2 separate regions of the Homo sapiens genome follow, and region 2 is linked to region 1. The links are chromatin loops, found by intact Hi-C in ENCODE. Cell type or tissue: A673. All regions are shown on one strand.

Region 1 (4,000 bases):
GGAAATCTTTAAAAGCTCAAAGAAAATAAGACTCTCCCAAAACCTAACAAAAACTGCCCAATAATAAAAACTTAACATTTTAATGACTTGCTTTCATCCCTTTTTCTATATTTATGAATGTGGAGGGAAGTTTTTTTTTTTTTTATTTGAGACAGAGTCTTACTCTGTAGCCCAGGCTGGAGTGCAGTGATGTGATCTCAGCCCACTGCAAGCTACGCCTCCCGGGTTCACGCCATTCTCCTGCCTCAGCCTCCCAAGTAGCTGGGACTACAGGTTCTTGCCACCATGCCCGGCTAATTTTTTGTATTTTTAGTAGAGAGGGTTTTCACCGTGTTAGCCTGGTTGGTTTCAATCTCCTGACCTCATGATCCTCCCACCTCGGCCTCCCAAAGTGCTGGAATTACAGGCATGAGCCACCGCGCCCGGCCTTGTTTTATTTTTTGAGATGGAGATGGAGTCTCACTCTGGTAACCAGAATGGAGTACAGTGGCAAAATCTCGGCTCACTTCAACCTCTACCTCCCAGGTTCAAGTGATCCTCCTGCTCAGCCTCCCGAGTAGCTGGGCTTACAGGTGCCCACCACCTGCCCAGCTAATCTTTGTATTTTTAATAGAGACCAGGTTTTGCCATGTTGGCCAGGCTGGTCTCAAACTCCTGACCTCAAGTATCTGTCCGCCTTGGCCCCCCCAAAGTGATGGGATTACAGCCACCGTGCCCAGCCAAATTTGAGTGTTTTATAAAATTAGTATCAAACAGATCAATATCACCATTTTATGAAGTGGCATTTTAACCACGGCATTTTCCCAATTCATTAAATATTCTTCAAGTATATTGTGCTATAATTTACTTCAATATATTTTGGCTATTTTAGGATTTTTCTACACTGTAAATAACACTTTGATGACCGTCCATGCACAGATAAATATGCATTTTACCTAAGGACATGAAGCTACCTAATGCCTTTACCAAAAGAAAATACTTTTCACGACAGTATCGCATTGGCCGGGCATGGTGGCTCACACCTGTAATGCCAGCACTTTGGTTTGAGGGTTTAACAAGACAGCACATGGGAAGAGCCTAGCACCGTATCTGGCACATAGCTAACTCTCAATACCTGGTAGCTACCATTGTTTCACCCAGCCAAGGTACTTGTGCACTGTGACAGCTAGTTGAGGATATCTCTGGCAAAGGAACTATTCAGGGAGACACAGCAAGAACCATCGACATAAGAAGAACTATGTCTAATTTGACATAATATCACCACTACTTACACAGTTTCAGTCATGTAAGAGGTGCTCAATAAAAGTAAGCTGAATAAATGAGTGAAGGAATGAATATATAAATGAGAGAGTGGCCACCTGGCTTTAATTCATTTAGGCATGAAGCCAGCCTCAACCTCCCTTGTAAGTTTTTCTTGCCTCTGTCCCTCTAGAAGCAGCTGAACACATCTCTCCTTGGTTAGCAGAAATTGTATGATACATCTCAACTGGGAACCAGGAGTTCAAAGTCCAGCTCTATCTCTAAATAGCTGTGTGTCTTTGGACCAAACATTGATAACACCATCCCCATTAGTTAATTAGACTATTAAAATAGTTTCTGAGGAAGAAAAGGGACAGAGCGTGTCATTATGGCCCTTGTTCAGATGAGGAAACTGAGGCCCAGGGAAGTGAAATAATTTGTTCAAATTCCCTCCTCTAGACCAAACACGGTGGCTCACGCCTGTAATCCCAGCATTTTGGGAGATCGAGGAGAGGGGACTGCTTGAGCTCGCAAGTTCGAGACCAGCCAGGGCAACAAGGCAAGCATCCCCCCCGACTCCTATCTCCCTCACCCCCATCTCTACCCAAAAAAATTAAAAATTAGCAGAGCAGGGTGGCAGGCGCCTGTGTAGTCCCAGCTACTCGGAAAGCTGAGGTGGGAGGATCGCTTGGAGCCCAGGATTTGGAGGCTGCAGTGAGCTGTGATCACACCACTGCTCTCGTGACAGAGCAACACCCTGTATCAAAACAAAACAAACCAAAATAAAACAAAACAAATTCTCTCCTCCAGACCAGGAGGCAGTCAGGTAGATTTCCCCCACATGTCATCCAGCTTTAAGGATCTTATTGCAAGATTTCTTCCAATCACTTCCAGGTTGCAAACGGGTTTCCCCATAGCAGCATTTTTCACACTACTTTCTTCTGGGCTCGCTCTCCTCCCTGCTCGCTTCCCCAAAGCCCGCTCAGCTAGACTGAGCTAGGGATTTTTGACAGCAGAGGGGGCTGCTGAGACACACTGAGTTTTCTCCAAATAAGGAAGAGCATTGTGCCTGCGGGCTGAGAGGCAGTTTGATGATCATTCCATGGTGAGTTCTGCAAAGACTCTTAGGTCGCAGTAGTACAAAATATAATCCAGGAGGAACATGTGCTCGAGTCCTAGCTCTGCCAATAATAACATGTCACCCCAGGAAAGTCCCATCCTTGAAATGTAAAAATGTTTTAGCTCAGGAGTTCTCAAACCTGGCCGCACATCAGAAACCCCTGGGCTACTTACTAAAAATACAAAATCCGGGGCCTCCGTCCCAGATCTATTAAACTAGAATCCCCAGGGTGGGAACCTGGAAATCTGTAATTTTATAATTTAAGATCGCAGAAGTTTCTAATGAACAGATATGTTTGGGAAACACTTAACTAGATAAACTCAAAGGTTCTTTTTCTCTCTTTTTTTTTTTTTTTTTTTTTTGGGACGGAGTCTCACTCTGTCGCCCAGGCTGGAGTGCAGTGGTGCAACCTCCGCTCACTGCAATCTCCCCCTTCCGGGTTCAAGCGATTCTCCTGCCTCAGTCTCCCAAGTAGCTGGGATTACAGACGTGCACCACCACACCTGGCTAATTTTTTTATTTTTAATAGAGACGGGATTTCGCCAGGTTGGCCACGCTGACCTCAAGTGATCCGCCTGCCTCGGCCTCCCAAAGTGCTGGGATTACAGGCATGAGCCACCCGTGCCCGGCAAAAGGTTCTTTTTTTTTTTTTTCATTCTAAGATTGAAAACTCAAACTCTGTAGACCTCTCTCCCATTCCCATAAAATACTACTGCTTTTGTTTCTGGTTTGTTGGTAGTGACTGCCTGGGGAACTGTCTTAAGTAGGATTTGAAGGCAGTGCTGTCCTGTAGAAATACAACTTGAGCCACGAATGCAAGCCACATATAGAATTTTACATTTTCTAGTAATCACTTTTTTGAAAGTGAAATAAATATATAAAATTAATCTTAATAACATTTGGTTTAACCCAGTATATCCAAACTATTATCATTTCAAGTTGTAATCAATACAAAAAATTATTAATGAGATATTTTACATTCTTTTCTTGTGTGCCAGGTCTTCATAATCTGGTATGTATTTTACCTGTGTAGCATACCTGAATTTGGACTAACCACATTTCAAATGCTCAGTAGCTACATGTGACCTGTGGTTACCATATTAGCACTGTTAAGCAATATTGATAGGACAGGGCAATCATCAATTAGCAGTGGCCATGATAAGCAGAGAATTGGAGTGAAGGTACTTGTGCCATATAGTTGTCATCAGCAATGCCAAATAACCTAATTTCTAGTTCTCTACAGATCAGGCAAAAAGAAAAAACTCAGAGGTAACTCAGCCTCGGACTCGTTATACATTGGGGGTGGGGCAGGGGGAACACAGGAAATTCACACAAGGAGTATTAGGAACACCGCAACTGAATATGACATACTTAAAATAAGTAAAACCAAGATTTAGCCAGAACTAGCAGTAGTAGGCTCAAGCATGGCACTTGAGAATATATATTGTATTCATTCTACGAAAATAATCTTCCTGGCCAGCCGTGGTGACTCATGCCTATAATCCCGGAACTTTGGGAAGCCGAGGTGGGAGGATCACTCGAGACCAGGAGTCTGAGAACGGCCTGGGTGACATGGAGAAACCCTCTCTCTACAAAAAATACAAAAATTAGCCAGGCATGGTGGTACATGCTCTAGTCCCA
Region 2 (4,000 bases), 190 kb after region 1:
AGAAGAGTTTCTTTAATTAGACGATTTTCTAGTCAAGGCTGGGACAAAGCATCCTTCCCAAGTGTTGGGGAAGATTGGAAAGGGATGGTGAACTTTCTCAATGTATACTGAAGAGCTGGGGAGACCACCAGTCACTCCATCTTCTTTTCAACAAGATTATGGGATCAATACCCCTTCCAGGACCAAACTAACTAGTGGGCAAAGGCCTCCTAGCACTCACTTGGCAGCCACTCTTCCTAGGGCCACAGCTGGCCTGCTGCCCCTGGGGGTGCTCCCCACCCTGGTTCTCTCTAGAAGCCAGGAAGCCCTGGGTGCATGTGCCCACTCCCAGCCAAAGAGTAGCGTGAATTAGAAGGGACTAGACACTTGTAGTAAACCACCACACTGCATTTTATTTTATTTTCCGAGACAGAGTCTTGATCTGTCACCCAGGCTGGAGTGCAGTGGGATGATCTCGGCTCACTGCAACCTCTGCCTCCCAGGTTCAAGCAATTCTCCTGCCTCAGCCTCCCGAGTAGCTGGGATTACAGGCACGCACCACCACACCTGGCATTTTTTTTTTTTTTTTTTTTTTTGGTATTTTTTTTAGTAGAGACAGGATTTCACCATGTTGGCCAGGCTGGTCTTGAACTCCTGACTTTGTGATCTGATTGCCTTGGCCTCTCAAAGTGCTGGGATTACAGGCGTGAGCCACCGCACCCAGCCATGCTGCATTTTAATTCAGCTTTCTGATTTCTGATTAGTTTAGGGAGATGGCTCAGCTTACTCTCAAATTTTTCTGGTTAATGTCTGAGAAACTTAATATTTTAAAGGTGAAATTGGCTGGCAATAAACTTAAGAGTCAGTGAGACCTAGATAGACCCCTCAATTCACTATTTATTAGTAGAGAGATTTTAGCAACTTACATAACCTCTCTGAGCTTTAGTTTCCTCACATATATCAAGGGGATAGAGTCTTCCTCTCATGGTGGTATCTGAACAAGGTAATGCATGTAATATGCTTAATGCAGGGATGAAATGTTATAAACGGACCGTGTCTCTTATTGCATGATCTGTTTTCTGCCTCTTCACACAGCGTGACTAAGTGAAATGTGGTGCAAGTTGCCAAGGATCAAAATGGCTCTTTATTATAACCTTATTTTTAAACATTTGAAGACCAGTATCTACTATTATCTCACATACTGTTATTCCTCTACACCACAGGAATAGGCTGCTGAAAAATTATGCTTGAGGTAGGGAGGGAAAGGCTTTTTGAAGGTCTTGGTGTGATGTGCGAGGAGCCTGACTAGCACTGCCCACCCCCCACTTCTGCCCGCCAGTATCTCAACCTAAAACAGGTTTTCCTCTGTTTATTAGAAAGTTCCCTCTGGCTCGAGCATATTTGCTCACGATCTTGGAGTGGAGGCTCAATTCTGGCCATAGAATCATAAGAGAGCTGCAACCTCTCTCACAAATGGGCTTTCAGGCAACATTGGGTAGAACTGAATTGTTTCAAAGTGAGACAGTTGCTAAGAAACAAGGGCTTTAAGAGAGGCTTCCCAGGGCAATCCCTTGGCAGCAGGTGGGAAGAGGCTGGATGGAGTTGACAGTTTCTGAGATGGAGTCTCAGGATGGAAGAGTAGTGAGAGACCCCTTAAACAGCAGACACTGAGAAATCCCGCTTTGCCACTCTTCCCCAAGCACATTCACTACCTGAACGCCATCAGTCAGGCTTCCCGAGCTTCGAATTAGGTAAATTCAATATTGAAAAGAAACGTTTATATTGCCACTTGGGTTGATTATAGCTTGTTTTTCCTTAATTAACTCAGTCCTGACTGGTGAGCATTTAACGATAAATTGTAGCAGTGACTGGAGACTAGAGACTCCGGTCCTTCTGGGACCTCTAGGTAAGCAGTTTTCTTTAACCCACTGCCACCTAGTGGTAACTGAGCAGACTGAAAAACTCTTCATCTATAACCAAGGAGAGAACGGTTGGCATTTTTTTCTGCTTGCCACTCCTATCTTGGAAGCACAGGGAGAGTGATCGATGTGTCTCTTTCCACTGGCCTCCACTCCCTGCCAACATTTAACTGTCACTGTACATTTACAGTGTCAAGCTAGCTGACTCTTTTGCCATTACTTTGATTAATTAGGACATTCTCATTTAATCAGAAGTATCTGAGATTCAAAACAAACAGGCAAGGACCAGACATACAGCACACGGGTCTTGCCTCCCTTTCTACTGCAGCAGTTAGCAACTTGGTGTGTGTCAGCTGGGCTCAAGTTAATGGATCCTTTAAAGTGAGAAACTGGGTCTTGACAGTTAACTTCAGGTTTCCCCCTCTAAGAATAAATGTGACTTTTCTTGTCTACCTTACCAGGTGATTCAGTTCTGGAAGCACACAGAAGAGATCCAAGTAATCAATGTGGCAAATCTGGGACAGCTAAACTTCCTGTACATGCACAGTGGAAAGCTGGTAGAAAATTTAAATATTTTTGGAAGAATGTGAAGATTGATTTGCCAAATGTGGTAAAACACTCAGAGGGAGCAGAATGAATGGTGATTTCAGCAGATCATGAACAGAATGGACTAGTGCCAGTGAGCTATTAGGTAGAATAAATTCACAGGGCAATTACCACTGCTTGCAGCTTAGAGGAGATAATTCAGAATGTGGGCCAAGTTCCTTTCCTAAGCATGAACTTCAAGTAAACTTGGAAGAAAAAAGCCACCTCAAGAGTGGTGTTTTATTTTTATTTTACTTATTTTTATTTTTTGAGATGGAGCCTCGCTCTATCGCCCAGGCTGGAGTGCAGTGGTGCAATCTCAGCTCACTGCAACCTTCGCCTCCTGGGTTCAAGTGATTCTCCTGCCTCAGCCTCCCGAGTAGCTGGGACTACAGGTGCCTGCCACCATGCCCAGCTATTTTTGTTTCCTTTTTTTAGACTGAGTGTTGCTCTGTGGCCCAACCTGGGGTGCAGTGGCATGATCTCAGCTCACTGCAGCCTCTGCCTCCCGGGTTCAGGTGATTCTCCTGCCTCGGCCTACCGAGCAGCTGGGATTACAGGTGCCCGCCACCACACCTGGCTAATTTTTGTATTTTTAGTAGAGACAGGGTTTCACCATGTTGGCCAGGCTGTTCTCGAACTCCCAATCTCAGGTGATCCACCCGCCTCGGACTCCCAAAGTGCCACGATTATAGGCGTGATCCACTGCGCCCGGCAAGAGTGGTGACTTAGATGTGTGGACTTTGGTAAAGAAAAGGTACAAGGTTACAATAATGTAAATGCAGAAGGCTTGAGATGGTCTAACTTTCTAGACAGGTGTCTTCACTTGGTAACAGACTCCCCTGCCTCCTCTCTCCCACCCCCCTAAATCAACAGAGACAAAGCAGCCAGGATATGAATACAGTTTATTACAGTTTTCAGACTCCCATTACGACACATATCTAAAGCTGAACATTGCAAACTGACCTTACTAGCAGCAATTCTCCCTAGACAGGAAGGGTTTCAGTTAATTTAGCAATTAGGAGTAAAGACAAACTTACAAGTCATGGTTTTTCTTGTAGCAGCTGGTATATGAGCAGTGAAACTATAGATACGTAGAGTCATTCAGGTTTAGCCTTGTCTAAAAAAACATTAATAAGTTATGGTGCAGAGGAGTATCCCCAGGGTTGCCAAAGAGAAGGCTGATGTCTTTAGATGTCAGTATGAAACAAGCAAATCACTTTCAAGACATGGCTTACTATTTGCTTTACTGTCAGGACAACAGAAAAAGAAGTGGACAGCTACCCTAGATTCTAGCTCACACATAATTCAGCCAGATAATCATCATTTAAATAATACCCCTTGAAATTTTTCAGACTTTTCACAGCTCTAAAAACACAACATCAGACATAACATCACACATTTGTTCCAAAGGACTAAAAATCAAAAGCAATTGCAAAGTATTGGGAATCACTTTTATGGCTTTCCTAAGGGACAGTCCCCATCTTTCCAAGGAGTGTTTTTAAAGAAGCACTAAC

Evidence for each region. Hi-C counts contacts between places; a loop is a spot of excess contacts. Peaks named below come from ENCODE experiments on the same cell type or tissue, not always from the same donor. Only the 100,000 strongest peaks of a DNase experiment are listed, where the experiment ranks them.
Region 2: a loop joins it to region 1, with 3 times the contacts of the local background. A loop is called at or near these places in 22 of 110 quality-filtered maps.

Annotation. Positions count from the first base shown.
Region 1 is chr5:157,947,224-157,951,223 of GRCh38, reverse strand. No RefSeq gene overlaps it. Among named protein-coding and RNA genes, the nearest start is that of CLINT1, 90 kb to the right of the region's middle. RefSeq lists an enhancer at 2,129-2,423. In A673, a CTCF peak has its summit at 2,260 (motif pointing right); DNase peaks (open chromatin) are centred at 2,283 and 3,783; H3K4me3 peaks cover 398 bases; H3K27ac peaks cover 2,459 bases.
Region 2 is chr5:157,760,081-157,764,080 of GRCh38, reverse strand. LSM11 (LSM11, U7 small nuclear RNA associated) reads right to left here. Exons shown (of 4, transcript NM_173491.4): 4 at 3,372-4,000. Among named protein-coding and RNA genes, the nearest start is that of LSM11, 18 kb to the right of the region's middle. RefSeq lists a silencer at 1,948-1,997. In A673, a CTCF peak has its summit at 1,925 (motif pointing left); a DNase peak (open chromatin) is centred at 1,910.